Linked DNA regions of Homo sapiens: region 2 is linked to region 1. A link is a loop called in an ENCODE intact Hi-C map of the cell type or tissue named here. Cell type or tissue: natural killer cell. All regions are shown on one strand.

Region 1 (8,000 bases):
CCTGGGGTCCATCATAGCCCAGCCCCCTGGCCCTGGCAGCCTGCTGGGTTCTAATCCCTCCTCAGGGCTTTGTCTCCCTGTTCTGCCTTCTTCAGCCGGTGTTTTCAGTAGAAACTGGAAATGGATGCATGTGCCAATGTTGCCCTGTGTTGAGCAACGCATTCTGCTGCCCAGGCCTTGCCAGTCCTCCCACTGTGGAGGGTGGGGCCGGGGTGGTCAGAGCAGGAAGAGGAGACTTCAGGAGGGGTGGAGAGATGCACCTCCTAGGGCCAATCCGACAAAGCCATCTCAAGAGGACGAAGCATCTCCCTGTCCTTTATCCCCTGGATGTAGAAGTGCAAGGCATTTGCCTTGGGGCTACAAGCAAAGAACTACAGCAGGAACTCGGGGGGCTCTTTAGTAAGCAGGTCCTCCAGCTGTGAGGGGCTCCCCTCATCTCCCAGCTGCAGCGTCCTCTGAATGAAGGGTGTGCCTGGGCAGTATTCCCATGCAGGTTCCAGAGAGTACCTTGTACTTTACCTTTTCTCAAATGACTCCTTGGACCTGGATGGCAACTGTCTTTGGAAAGCCATCAAATGTAATGGTTAAAATGATAAACCCTAGAGTCTCTCATTTCAAATCCTAGTTTCACCATTTACTTATCTGTGTAACCTTTTTATGGCTCAGTGTCTTCATCTGTAAAACGAGGATAAAAATAGTACCTTGCCATAGGGTCATTCCTACAACTAAATGAGTTGGTCTCTTTAAGGGCCTAGGACAGTAGCTGGCACAAGGCAAGTGCTACACAGGGGAGAGCTGGGATTGGGGAAGGCTCTACTGAGCCATCTCTTTCTTTTCTTTTCTTTTTTCCTTTTTTTTTGAGACAGAGTCTTGCTCTGTCACCAGGTTGGAGTGCAGTGGTGCGATCTTGGCTCACTGCAACCTCCGCCTCACTGGTTCAAGCGATTCTCCTGGCTCAGACTCCCAAGTAGCTGGGACTACAGGTGTGAGCCACCATGCTCTGCTAATTTTTGTATTTTTAGTAGAGACGGGGTTTCACCATGTTGGCCAGGCTGGTCTCGAACTCCTGACCTCGTGATCCACTTGCCTCGGTCTCCCAAAGTTCTGGGATTACAGGTGTGAGCCACCGTGCCTAGCCTGAACCATCTCTTACTTTTGCTCTGATGTTTCCTTTTATCCCTTTGAGGCATTTGGGAGGGTGGACTGCTCCCAATTCCACAATCATACTGCATCATCCCACATCCTGATTCTGACCCTGAGGTCAAGCCATGTGGGCAGGGGCAGCGCCAGGGTGACATTTCCCTCATTTCCACATCATTTCCTCCACTGGACCATGTGTCGTTTGGGGCTTACAACTACATGACTTCCCCCGCACACACTACCCCTACCCTCAAACCATGGCAGCCAAGGCTGCTAAGGACCTGAATGGAATCAGAGACTCAGAATGTCAGGCTGGATGAAACCTTAGAGATGACCAGAGAAGGCAGTGATGAGGCCACCATTATACAGCAGGGAGAGGGCAGAGGCCAGTCCCTAGAATACATTCCCATCCTCCAGCTCCACTCAGCAGACCAGTGAGGAAGGGAACTGAGTGCAGCAGAGGAGAACTTGAAATTAAATTCCATTAAGTGCCAATCACATGCAAAGCACAGAAGGGATCAGGCCTCATTGCTGGAATCAGTGGATGAGGCTTTGAGATGAGCTGACTCTAGCATAGCAATGCAGGGAGAGCTGCCCCTCATGCCCAACCTGCTGAACCTGAGTCCTTCAGGTTACTCTGGGTGAGAACAGTGTCAAAGGAAAGCCTGTTCCCATTTTCATGAGCCTGCTTCATCATTTGAGGTGAGAGTCATACAGATTGCCCTACCCAGTTGGCCCAGCAGGTTCCTCCGGAAGCTTTCCTCTGTCCGTAGGCACCTGGCTTCCTTTCTGGCTAGTTTTCTCCTACTAGTTGCAGCTGACCAGTTTGTTTCCCCTGGATTCTTCTAGGAGGGAGGGTGCAGGGCCTGGGGTTATGCAGTGATAATATGCAAAGATGTGTGTGTGTGTGTGTGTGTGTGTGTGTGTGGTGTGTGTGTGTTCCTACATGCACAGATACAAGCAAATACTATACCTAAGTATGTGCATAGTTCAGTGATATATTCTTTTTTTCTTTCAGTACATGTAATCAGATTCCCAGAGGTCACGTTCCTGATCTATCACCCAAGAACTGTGTGTCTTTGGGCATGTTTCCTGATACCTCTCTGCCTCATCTTTCCCCATTTGTAAATGGGAGTCATCAAAGGTTCTACCTCAAAGTACTGCTGTGATGATTAAACACAACCTATTCAAAGCTTAAAACATCATCCTGTAGTGTGCACTGAATAAATACTAGCTATTACTGTACTCATTAATATTATGCATGATCATCTACCATGGGGCAGGTTCTAGTATCTATCTAGCTATCTATGTACATTATATATATATATATACACACACACACACACATATTTCCCTATATTTTCTCATTTAGTCTTTACAGCAATCTGTAAGATAGATATTCCCTTCTCTATTTTGCAGAAGGCAAGGCATGCTCAGAGGGGTCGAGTTACTCATGGAAACACAGGCATTGGAGCCCATATGCCTGGACTCTAAGTCTGGTGCTCACTCCACCATAAGGTGTTGCCTTTCCTCTGCCTCCTGAAAGGACAGGCATGGGGAGTGCAAGTCTCCATTCCCATGGGACCTCCGTGAGGGCTGAGGCACCAAGACAGACTGTCCCACTCCTGAGGGTCACTCTGCCTCTGGATGTTGCCTCTGGCCAGCTCCCGCAGTCTGGGAAGGAGAGGGTCAGGCCAGTCAGGCCCGGGGGACAGGGGTCTCACCAGGACTTTGATCTACAGCCACATGTAGGGGAAGGAAGGGCAGCTTGGGACGGGCAACGCAATCAGGAGTGGATGTACCAAAAGCTGAGACCATAAGAAAGAGAAATGAGGAGAAGCAGAGTATCAGGAGATCATTTTCAGGAACATTAGATAGAGGCCAGAAAGGAGAAGTGGGTAATTTTAATCCCATGCAGCTGCTGGAAATTAATTTAATTGTGCTGGTGCTGGCTCTTCTCCCTTCAAACCCGTTTCATCAGGGCCTGATGGAGTGATGAGACCGAGGAAGACAGCCCGGCCGCGCCAGCCAGCAGCCCTGGGTATGCAGCTCCAGGCCGGACTTCCTCCCGTTCCTATGGCTGCTACCAGAGAAGATGGGAAAACTGGCACTTTTTCAATCTAGACGTTTCTCCTCTTGACAGGGGACTGAAGTGAGACAACAGGAAGAACTTCCCAACAGCAAAGAGTGTGAACTATGCGAATACGTGAAGGCGGCTGCAAACCATCTTCTCTAACTCTTAAGGATAGAGAGACATTGGTAGGACCCTTCGCCTCCTGAGTCTGCACCTAGTGTATGAGTTCCACCTCAGCTCACTCACTCCATGCAGGCACACGGACCCACACCACAGTCAGACATCAGCATCACACACACACACACACACACACACACTGTCAGGCAGGCACGAAGTCCACACTGGTGTCTGACACTGGATGCAGGGACAGACTGGATCAAGGACAGACAGCCATATGCAGACACTGACATTACACCCAGCGCAGACATCCACAGTAGAGGCGAACGAATGCCCACTTTTGCCCAATGGCTCTCTATCAGGCTGCACGTTAGAATTCCCTGGGAGTTTTTTTGTGGGGGTGCGTGGGGGCTTTGAGACAGGGTCTTGCTCTGTCGCCCAGGCTGGAGTGCCGTGGCACGATCATAGCTCACCACAGCCTCCACCATTCAGGCTCAACCCATCCTCCCACCTCAGCCCTCCTAGTAGCTGAGACTGACTACAGGCACGCGCCACCATGCCCGGCTAATTTTTGTATTTTTTGCCAAGACAGGGTTTTGCCATGTTGGCCAGGCTGGTCTCAAACTCCTGGGCTCAAGTGATCCACCCACCTTGGCCTCCCAAAATGCTGAGATTACAGGCGTGAGCCACCGCGCTCAGCCTCCAAGGGAGCTTTAACAACGATATCCACGCTCAGGTCCCACAGTCGGCGCTTCTGACTTAATTCTGAACAAAAGCCTGCAGTGGGGCTTGCACAGTGGTAGTTTTCAAAGCTCCCAGGTGATCCCAATGTGCAAACCAGGGCTGAGAACGCGCCTTGAGAGGTACCTTCCTTCCCACTCTGGCCTAGCGCCCGTTCGGTTCTGCCCGGTGACCACTAGAGGTCAGCAGGGCTTGGAGGACGTGGCCGCGGGTGGCCCAGCAGGGTCCCGCCCGGCGCTGCGCTCTGGCTGCGGCGGGACCGTCAGCCTTCTCCCCTTCTGGCCTCCAGCGGACGGAGGTCAGGCGCTGACTTGGCCCCGGGCTAAGAGGGGACGCCGCAAGGGGGCAGGGGCGGCCTGCTGGCAAAATCAGGCCCGTGAGCCGCAGAAAGTCAACTTCACTTGGAAGGTTTTTAAAAAGCATCCCAGATTGAAGCCTCACAATCCCGCCCCCACCCTTCCGCAGCGGGAGCCTCTCTGCACCAGGATTCTCTGACCTGGTCACTGCCTGGCCCTGTGCGCGGGTGGGCGCGAGCTTCACGCGCACTCACAGCCAGCCCGGCACTCCAGGGCCCCCATAAGTATAAAATAACTATTCTGTCTTTTCCGTAGGAGGAGCCAGCATTTGGATCCCAAGGGTTGTTTATTTTGACTCACTGCTGTTTTTGCTGGAGAAGGGTAAAACAGAAAGTTCCTTTACTTTGGCTAAGATGTGGCACACATAACTGCCCTGAGCCCGAATTTCTGATGAGCAAATAGAAGCGGACCAGTGGTTCAATCTTCCTTCATCATCTTCAAAAAGAATAACACCCAAGGGCACATAGGATTGGCTTCTCTACATTTCAATTTAAGAGAAATGGAAAGAAGACTCATCTACCACTGAAGATACCTGAACTCAAAAATGAAAAATAAGATGGCCTCCCTGATCAGCTCCAGGTTCTTCCTTCCTAGTTCTGGCTCCTGGACACCTCATGACCACATTGCGCATTTGCACTCTTAGTGAGTGCTGCTCATAACAGGGTATTATGATTCCTCTTATAGAGTCCACCTTTCATTCCAAATTGTGAGGCTGCTGGATGGCAGAATAAGTTCTGGGCACATAGTAGGTGCACAATAAACATTTGTTAAACCAAAATGTTTGTTGTCAATCTTGTCTTCAATCTAACTTGTCTAATATGTAAAACCAACCCAGAGAGAAACTTTTCTAGACCCTTCTCTGTTAAGCTCCACACAGGTCCCCATTCTTTTTGGTGTTTTGTTTTGTTTTGTTTTGTTTTGAGACGGAGTTTCGCTCTTGTTGCCCAGGCTGGAGTGCAGTAGCGTGATCTTGGCTCACTGCAACCTCCACCTCCTGGGTTCAAGCAATTCTCCTGCCTCAGCCTCCTGAGTAGCTGGGATTACAGGCGCCTGCCACCACACCTGGCTATCTTTTTTGTATTTTTAGTAGAGACGGGGTTTCACCATCTTGGCTAGGCTGGTCTCGAACTCCTGGCCTCAGGTGATCTCCCCGCCTTGGCCTCCCAAAGTGCTGGGATTACAGGTGTGAGCCACTGTGTCCGGCCACAAGACCCCATTCTTAACTTGCAAATGTTTGGTGAAGTTTGCTAAACCCTACCTACCCTCCCAAGAGACGGTGATTGGGTAGGTTTAGGGTGGGGTTCAGGAACTTGCATTTGTAACAACTGAGAATGGTGATTCTGAAATTATCAAGGGGGAATGCATTCTCTCTCTGCTGCCCCCCATCTCCAGGCTAGGCTCTTTTTATAGCCTTGACTTCAGCTCTGGTCCAGGGAGACAGGCTAGGATGGGGTTTGACACTTCTAAGGGGGCTGCAGTCCTTTTGTCCTCCTAGCAGGATGAGCTGTGAGCCGCTCTCACTGGTTCCGGCGCCAAGGTCATCAGGGCGGCTCTCCCTCTCCACCTGGCCTGGTTCTCTCTCAATGGCTCTTCTGTCTTTTCTCCTAACTCCTAATTTATGCTACGCCTTTCCTTGGTTCTCCTTACCAATCCCAGGAGCTGATGCAGGGCAAACATTCTGGGTCCACACCCCACTATGGGATAATTGTGGGGCTGTTTGAAACTTGACCTGTTGACCAAACTTGGGGCCCTTGTGGATGTGGTTCTGGGTCTTGCCCTGGCCCTTAATGGAGTGAAGAAATGAGGGGCAGCCAGTGGAAAGAGGGCTCTGGGGACCTAGAGTTTAATTTCTGTGTTATCCAGCAACCTGGGCCCGCCTGGCTACCGCCTGGATCTCCATCAAAACCTTCTCCAAAGAGCCACAGATCACGATGATACAGCCCTTTCTCTTTTCTCACAAAGACACTGTCAAAAAGGCTGCCATGCAGCGAGCCATCTCCATGATCCCATCTAGATTAGGGCAAAAGAAAAAAAAAGCTATAATTAAAATAGCTACATAATTGAACACTTACTATGTTCCAGACATTAGACTAGGCACCTTTATATACATTACATTAAAACTATACCAACTTTAGGCTGGGTGCAGTGGCTCACACCTATAATCCCAGCCCTTTGGGAGGCCAAGGAGGGTGGATCACCTGAGGTCAGGAGTTCGAGACCAGTCTGACCAACATAGTGAAACCCCATCTCTACTAAATACACAAAATTAGCCAGGTGTGGTGGCGCATGCCTGTAATCCCAGCTACTTGGGAGGCTGAGGCAGGAGAATTGCTTGAACCCGGGAGGCGGAGGTTGCAGTGAGCTGAGATTGGAGATTGTACCATTGCACTCCAGCCTGGGCAACAGGAGTAAAACTCCATCTAAAAAAAATAAAAACCTCATACCGACTTTGAAAAATACCACACATATGTATTACCAGCTCCATTTTACAGATGAGACCCAGAAAGTTTAAGCAATTTGCCCAGGACAGACAGGCAGTAAGGGGCAGAGATGGGATTTGAACTCACATCTGTCTGGCCAATGCTCAACCTTAAAACAAAATAAAAGGTAAAGCCTCTTATTATTCTGTCCAAGCATTCTAGAACAAAGTGCTTAGGGCCAACAAAGGTCTATGAAACTGCCTGACACCTGACAAATTGCACTGATTCCAAAATGCAAAGAGAAAATGATGAAACTGAAAGGTTTAAAAACATTTATTTAAATGACAACAAAACAACATTGTGACAAAGTAGTTAACACAGCTCACATGTTATGCAGTTTTATAGAAACGATTTTAATGAGGGGCATATGCACATTCTGATAAGCTGATGGTGGCCTCTAAGGGAGATCCTAGGATCTTCCCCTACGATACTCACCACCAAAACCTCCCTCACCCCACCTGGCCCTGTCACCTGCCCAGGTTCCTACAATAGAAATGTGAAGGAATGCAAGGAGGACCAGAATAAATCCAGCTCTGAGCAACCTCCTGACAGCCACTTATTATGTCAATTTTCCTGCCTGCAGAATGGGGATGATATATTTGTCCTACTTAACTCCCAAGATAGGCGTAAGGCTCAAATAAAACCATCTTTTAAAGAGCATCAAGTCCCGTGGTCTATCCGAGACTGGATTGTAAAAAAACAAGGAGAGATAGTTCTGGGATGATAATCTCTCAAAACAGAAGAGATGGCCTCAAATCAAAACAAGAAAACATTTAAATAATTTTTATAAGTGAAAAAAATTCCCAGTCTCTTATGTTACTCTGTTCTATCCCAGATCTCACGGGGTTTCAGATTTCATAAGGATGATTACCAACACTTACAGAGCTCTTCTCATTCCTCATCCCATGCAATCATCCTAACTATCTTGTAAAGTAAGTAGGACTCTCTTGCCTTTTTTGTTTGTTTGTTTGTTTTTGGTAACAGATGCAATATAGCTGATGCTCAGAGAGATGAAGTGACTTGCTTAGGGTCACCCAAATTGTAAGAGCTAAAGCTTCTAAGACTGATCCAGACACCAACGCCATTTATTAG
Region 2 (8,000 bases), 120 kb before region 1:
TCTCCTGCCTTAGCCTACCTAGTAGCTGGGATTACAGGCATGCGCCACCACGCCCGGCTAATTTTTGTATTTTTAGTAGAGACGGGGTTTCACCTGTTGGACAGGTTGGTCTCAAACTCCTGACCTCAAGTGATCCATCTGCCTCGGCCTCCCAAAGTGCTGGGATTACAGGCGTGAGCCACCACACCCGGCAATTTCTCTTAAAAACAGACTTTACTGAGCTCGTTTTGTTAAAGTAATTTTAATCATTGTTTTCCCATTTACTTCTCAAAAATTGTTTTCTTTTCTTTTTTTTTTTTTTGAGACAGAGTCTCGCTCTGTCGCCCAGGCTGAAGTGCAGTGGCACAATCTCTGCTCACTGCAAGCTCCACCTTCTGGGTTCATGCCATTCTGCCTCAGCCTCCCGAGTAGCTGGGACTACAGGCGCCCGCCACCATGCCCGGCTAATTTTTTGTATTTTTAGTAGAGATGGGGTTTCACCGTGTTAGCCAGGATGGTCTCGATCTCCTGACCTCGTGATCCATCTGCCTCAGCCTCCCAAAGTGCTGGGATTACAGGCGTGAGCCACTGCACCCGGCCAAAAATTGTTTTCTAATTGAGGTAAAATATACATATGTGGAAATACACAGATATTAAGTGTACAAGCTGATGAATGTTGCTAATTACATATACCCATATAACATTTATTTATTTATTTATTTTGAGACAGAGTCTGGCTCTGTCACCCAGGCTGGATTGCAGTGGCACGATCTCAGCTCACTGCAACCTCTGCCTCCCGGGTTCAAGTGATTCTCCTGCCTCAGCCTCCTGAGTAGCTGGGATTACAGGCATGCGCCACCACATCTGACTAATTTTGTATTTTTAGTAGAGATGGGGTTTCACCATGTTGGTCAGGCTAGTCTCAAACTCCTGACCTCAAAAGATCTGCCCACCTCAGCCTCCCAAAGTGTTGGGATTATAGGTGTGAGCCACCACACCCGGCTATTTATTTATTTTTTGAGATGGAGTCTCACTCTGTTGCCCAGGCTGGAGTGCTGTGGCACCATCTTGGCTCACTGCAACCTCCGCCTCCCGGGGACAAGCAATTTTCCTGCCTCAGCCTCCTGAGTAGCTAGGATTACAGGTGTCTGCCACCACACTCGGCTTATTTTTATATTTTTTAGTAGAGATGGGGTTCCACCATGTTGGTCAGGCTGGTGTTGAACTCCCGACCTGAAGTGATTTGGCCGCCTCAGCCTCCCAAAAGTGCTGGGATTACAGGCATGAGCCACGGTGCCCGGCCATATAACCCATATCTCTATCAAGATATCAAAGATCCCCGAAAAGGTCCCTTGTTCCCTTCCTAGTCCATCCCCATCCTCTTCACCCACAGAGACAAATACTCTTCTGATTATTTCTTTGAGCAGTGATTAGTTTTACTGGTTGTAGAACTCCATGTGATGAAGTTTTATTGTGTGTACTCGATTGTGTCTGGCTTTTTCACTCGGCATTTTGAGATTCACTTATGTTGCGGTGTGTATCAGCAGTTTGTTCCTTTTTCTTAATAAGTAGTATTCAGTTATGGCTATATCATGATTTGTTTATCCATTCTCCTGTTGACAGGCATTTGGGTTGTTTCCAATTTTAGGATAGTATGAATAAAGCTGCTAAGAATTTTCCTGTACGAGTCTTTTTGTGTATATGTTTCCATTTCTTTTTTCTTTTCTTTTTTCTTTTTTTTGAGACCTTGCTCTGTTACCCAGGCCGGAGTGCAGTGGCACGATCTCGGCTCACTGCAAGCTCCGCCTCCCGGGTTCACGCCATTCTCCTGCCTCAGCCTCCGGAACAGCTGGGACTACAGGCGTGTGCCACGACGCCCAGCTAATTTTTTGTATTTTTAGTAGAGACAGGGTTTCACTGTGTTAGCCAGGATGGTCTCGATCTCCTGACCTCGTGATCCACCCGCCTCGGCCTCCCAAAGTGCTGGGATTACAGGCGTGAGCCACCGTGCCCGGCGTTTCCATTTCTTTTAAGTAAAACCTAGAAGTTCTGTGACTGGGTCACAGGAGGGTGTATACTTAATGAGAAACTGCCATACTGATTTGCAAAGTGGTTGTGCATTTTACACTCCCACCAGTAAGCTATGAGAGTTCCTATTGCTACACATCCCTGCCAACATTTGGTGTTACCAGTCTTTTTAATTTTAGTCATTCTAGTAAGGGTATAATGGTATTTCATTGAGGTTTTATTAAAATTTCCCTAATGGCTAATGATTTTGAACTCTTTTTCATGTGCTTATTGGCTACTTATAAATTTTTCTTTGTGAAGTGCCCATTTAAGCCTTCTCTTATTTTTAAAATTGGGTCATTGGTTTTTTTTTATTGTTATTATAGATTTATAGGAGCTATTTATACATTCTGGGCACAGTCTTTTTTTAGATATTACCTCCTATATTATATAATATGTATTTAAATCATTATTATAATATAATAACATATAATATAGTAATTACATAATACATACACATATTATATAATAAATGTTTATTCCCAGTCTGTGTCTTCGCTATTCATTTTCTTAATGGGTCTTACAATGAATAGAAATTTTCAAATTTGCTGACATTTGTTAGTTTGTTATGGTTTGAATGTGTCCCCAAAATTTCTTTCTTTCTTTCTTTGTTTTTTTTGAGACAAAGTCTCAAAGGCTGGAGTGCAATGGCACGATCTCGGCTCACTGCAGCCGCCGCCTCCAGGGTTCAAGTGATTCTCTTGCCTCAGCCTCCCCAGTGACTGGGATTACAGGTGCCTGCCACCATGTCTGGCTAATTTTTTTTTTTTTTTTTTTTTTTTTTTTTTTTGTATTTTTAGTAGAGATGGAGTTTCACCATGTTGGCCAGGCTGGTCTCGAACTCCTGACCTCAGGTGATCCGCCTGCCTTGGCCTCCCAAAGTGCTGGGATTACGGGTGTGAGCCACCATGCTTGGCCTTTTTAAAAAAAATTTTATTTTTAGATGAAATCTCTCTCTGTCACCCAGGCTGGAGTGCAATGGCGCAATCTCGGCTCACTGTAACCTCTGCCTCCCAGGTTCAAGCCATACTCCAGCCTCAGTCTCCCGAGTAGCTGGGACTACAGGCACGTGCCATCACACCCGGCTAATTTTTCTATTTTTAGCAGAGACAGGGTTTTGCCATGTTGGCTAGGCTTGTCTCAAACTCCTGACCTCAGGTGATCCACCTGCCTCGGTCTGCCAAAGTGCTGGATTACAGGAGTGAGCCACCACGCCCGGCCTCCAAAATTTCATCTGCAAATTCATATGTTGATGGTATTTGGAGGTGGGGCCCTTGGAAGGTAATTAGGATGGTGGCTATATAAGAAGAGGGAGAGAAAGCTGACCTGACATGCTCTTGACCTCTTGCTGTGAGATGCCCTCCTCCATGCTACGATGCAGTGAGGAAGCCCTGATCGGATGCAGCTCCTTGAGCTTGAACTTTCCAGACCCCAGAGCTGTGAAAAATATATTTTTTTTTTTTTTATAAATTACACAGTCTCAGGTTTTCAGATACAGGAACAAAAAACGGACTAAGACAAAGTCCATTTCAATGAACAGTTTTTTTAATTTTTAAAAAGATTTAAAAAATGTTTTAAAAATTAAATTAAATTGGCTGGGCGCAGTGGCTTACGCCTGTAATCCCAGCACTTCGGGAGGCCGAGGCAGGTGGATCACCTGAGGTCAGGAGTTTGAGACCAGCCTCAACGTGGAGAAACCCCGTCTCTACTAAAAATACAAAATCAGCCAGGTGTGGTGGTACATGCCTGTAATCCCAGCTACTCAGGAGGCTGAGGCAGGAGAATTGCTTGAACCTGGGAGGCGGAGGTTGCAGTGAGCCGAGATCACGCCATTGCACTCCAGCCTAGGCAACAAGAGCGATACTCCAACTCAAAAAAAAAAAATTAAATTAAATTAATTTTGTTTTTTTGAGACAGTCTTGCTCTGTTGCCCAGGCTGGAGTCCAGGGACACAATCTCACCTCACTGCAACCTCCGCCTCCTAGCTTCAAGCAATTCTCGTGCCTCAGCCTCCCAAGTAGCTGAGATTACAGGTGTGTACCACCACACCTAGCTAATTTTTGTATTGAATTTTATTTTCTAATTAATATATATTACACGTTTGTTGATGACAGGCATTAGACTCTAGTCTTCTCATCTGGTTTTGGTATCAGGATTGTGTTGGCCTTATAAAACAGAATTGTTGAGAATTGTTTCCTTCTCAGTTTTCTGAAGGCGTTGTATAATGTGAATATTTTTTCTTCCTTACTGTCTGATAGAATTTACCAGTAAAACTATAGGGGTCTGGAGCTTTCTTTGTGGGAAGGTAATCAAAGGCAAATTCAACTTTATTTACACATATTCAGTTTTTTCTTGTGTCAGTTTTGCTAATTTGTATTTTTAAGAAATTTGTCTCTTTCATGCAGTTTGTCAAATTTATTGACTTAGTTGTTCATATATTTTTTTCTATTATTTTCATGCCCATAAGATCTCTAGTGATATGGCTTTTGTGTCTCATATTGGTAATTTGTGTTTTCTCATATTTTCCCCTGACCAATCTTGTCATAGTTTTACCAATTTTATTTTTTTCAAAGAGCCAACTTTGGGCTTTGTAATTTTTTTGTTTGTTTGTTTTGTTTTGTTTTGCTTTGAGACAGGGTCTCACTCTGTTACTTAGGCTGGAGTGCAGTGGCGTGATCACGGCTTACTGCAGCCTCAACCTCCCATGCTCTTTAGATATCTTTACATATTTCTTTTCTTCTACTTACTTTGTTTGTGTTTTTGAGATAGAGGCAAGAGACAGACAGAGTCTCTGGGACCCATAATCTGATTTTTTTTCCCTCTAGTTTTGGCTTATACACAATATTATACAAATGGAATTATATGTTATTTTACCTTTTGTGCATGGCTTCTTTCACTTAGCATAATGCCTTTGAGATTTATCCATATTGTTGCATAACTCAGTAGTAGTATTTTATTGTACAGATGCACTACAATTTATCTGTTTACCAGTTGTGGGACACATGGATTGTTTCCATTTGGGGGCAATTATGAATAAAGCCACTATAAACATTTGCATATGTTTTTCTTTCTCTTGGATAAATGCTTAGGTATAGTATTGGTGAGTTGTATGATGGGTCTATGTTTAATTTTATAAGAAACTGTCCAGCTTTTTTCCAAAGTGGCTGTTATCATTTTGCATGTCACTCATAATGTGTGAGAGCTTCAGTTTCTCCACATAATCACTACTCCTTGAAGCTGTCAATCTTTAAATGTTTTTTTTTTAGACGGAGTCTTGATCTTGTCGCCTGGGCTGGAGTGCAGTGGCATGATCTCAGCTCACTGCAACCTCTGCCTCCTGGGTTCAAGTGGTTCCCCTGCCTCAGCCTCCTGAGTGGCTGGGATTACAGGCACCCACGACCGTGCCTGGCTAATTTTTGTACTTTTAGTAGAGATGGTTTCGCCGTGTTGGCCAGGCTGGTCTCTAACTCCTGATCTCAGGTAATCTACCTGCCTCGGGCTTCCGAAGTAGTGGGATTATAGGCATGAGCCACCGTGCCCGGCCCAATCTTTAAAATTTTAACCATTGTAGTAGGTTTGCTGTAGTATCTCAATGTAGTTTTTAATTTTTATTTCCCTAACATTTGAACATGTTGAACATTTTTTCATGTGCTTATTTGCCAATTGCCAACTGTATATCTTCTTTGGTAATATGTCTGCTCAAATCTTTTATTTAATTTTAAAGTTGGGCTGTTTATTATTTTATTATCAGGTTACAAGAGTTATTTATATACTCTGAGCTTATTTCTTGACTCTGTTCTATTCAACTAATCTGTATGTTTGTCTTTCTAACAATACCACACTGTTTTCATTACTGTAGCATTATGGAAGTCTTGAAATAAGATAATGTGAATCTTCTAATCTCGTTCTTCTTTTTAAAAATTGTTTTAACTTTTCTAGGTTGTTTGCATTTCCATATAAACTTTAGAATTGACTCATCAATGTCTATTTTTAAAAACTTCTGGAATTTTGATTGGTACTGCACTGAATCTATAGATAAATTTGAGGAGTACTGACATCTTAACAATACTGAGTTATCCAGTCCATACATACAGTGTATCTCTCTGTTTAGTTCTTTAATTTCTTTTATTAATGTTTCATCATTTTTAGCGTTTTGCATACATTTGGTTAAATTTATTCCTAAGTATTTCACATTTTTTGTTATTATAAATGGTATTTTAAATTTGAATCTAGTTGTCTGTTGCTAGCATACAAAAACACAGTTGATTTCTAGATATTGGTCTGGGATTCTGTGACCCTTACATTTCTTTTTCGCTTAAGAGGCTTTTTTTGGTAGATTCTTTCAGATTTTCTGTGTAGAAAATCATGTTGTCTGTGAGGAAAATCAGTTTTACTTCTTTCTTTCTGATCTTTATACATTTGTTTCCTTCTAGTGTCTTGTTACCCTGACTAGGGCCTCCAGTACAATGTTGAACAGAATGGTATACTGCTCTATAAATATTAATTCAATAAATGTGGTTGATAGTGGTGTTGAAATCTTCTATTTTTTTTTTTTTTGAGATGAAGTCTCACTCTTGTCCCCCAGGCTGGAGTGCAGTGGCGCAATCTCAGCTCGCTGTAAACTCCGCTTCCCGGGTTCAAGTGATTCTCCTGCGTCAGCCTGCTGAGTAGCTGGGATTACAGGTGCCTGCCACCACGCCCAGCTAATTTTTCTACTTTTATTAGAGACGGGGTTTCACCATGTTGGCCAGGCTGGTCTTGAACTCCTGACCTCAGGTGATCCACCCACCTTGGCCTCCCAAAGTGGTGAGATTACAGCCGTGAGCCACTGCACCCGGCCGAAATCTTCTATTTTTTTTCTTCCAGTTGTTTTATTAACTTGATGGAGTGGAATGTTAAAATCTCCAGTTATGATTGTTGTTTGTCTATTTCTCTCTTTGGTTCTGCCAACTTTTGCTTCATGTATTTTGAAGCTATGTTATTAGGTGCATACACATTTAGACTTATATTTTTCTTTGTCTTTGGGGGTTTTTTTTGAGACAGTATTTTACTCTGTCTCCCAGGCTGGAGTGCAGCGGCATGTCTCACTGCAGCCTCAACCTCCTGGGCTCAGACAATTCTCCTGCCTCACCCTCCTGAGTAGCTGGGACTACAGGCACATGCCACCACACCCAGCTGGTTTTTGTATTTTTGGTAGAGACGGGGTTTTGCCATATTGCCCACCATGGTCACTAACTCCTGAGCTTAAGCAATCTGCCCACCTTGGCCACCCAAAGTGCTGGTATTACAGGTGAGCCACTGTGCCCAGCCTATATGTCTTCGTAATGAACAGATCCTTTTACTGTTATGAAACGCTCCACTTCATCTCTGATAATATTCCCTTTTATGAAGTTTTTCTTATGCTTGCTTCCCACATGGCATATTCTTGGCCATCCTTTTATTTCCAACCTATTTGTATCATTTGATGTCCTTTGTATTTGAAGTCATTTCTTATAACAATATATAGTTAGGTACATGCTGAAAAGAAATATATAGGCAGGCCCTGTGTACACTTCACTCAATCTCTCATACTGTTAACATCTTGCAAATATATATATATTACAGTGTCAATACTAGAAAATGAACACTGGTACAATCTATAGAGCTTATTCAGATTTCTCCTGCTTGTGTGTACTCGTGTGTGTGTGTGTGTGTGTGTGTGTGTAGTTCTATGTAATTTTATTACATGTGTAGCTTTTTGTAATCAGCACCACAATCAAAGTACATAATTGTATCAACACCACAGGGCCCCCAGGTGCTATCCCTTTATAGCCACATTCCTTTCTCTCTGCTGACTCCTAACCCCTGGCAACCACTAATCTTTTCTCCATCTTTAGGCTATTTCAAGAATATTATATAAATGGAATCATACAATATACTACCTTTGAGATTGGCTTTTTTCCTTTAGCATAATT

The links. Hi-C counts contacts between places; a loop is a spot of excess contacts. Peaks named below come from ENCODE experiments on the same cell type or tissue, not always from the same donor. Only the 100,000 strongest peaks of a DNase experiment are listed, where the experiment ranks them.
Region 2: a loop joins it to region 1, with 2.5 times the contacts of the local background. A loop is called at or near these places in 7 of 110 quality-filtered maps.

Annotation. Positions count from the first base shown.
Region 1 is chr11:114,031,979-114,039,978 of GRCh38, forward strand. It overlaps LOC124902761 (a long non-coding RNA gene), which reads left to right and starts at 3,292. Exons shown (of 2, transcript XR_007062896.1): 1 at 3,292-3,399; 2 at 4,684-5,206. RefSeq lists an enhancer at 4,145-5,085 and a silencer at 4,298-4,347. In natural killer cell, CTCF peaks have their summits at 4,274 (motif pointing right) and 4,475; a DNase peak (open chromatin) is centred at 4,383.
Region 2 is chr11:113,910,547-113,918,546 of GRCh38, forward strand. All of the region lies in intron 2 of HTR3B (5-hydroxytryptamine receptor 3B), which reads left to right. Among named protein-coding and RNA genes, the nearest start is that of HTR3B, 9.8 kb to the left of the region's middle. In natural killer cell, no CTCF peak of the experiment used is centred here; no DNase peak of the experiment used is centred here.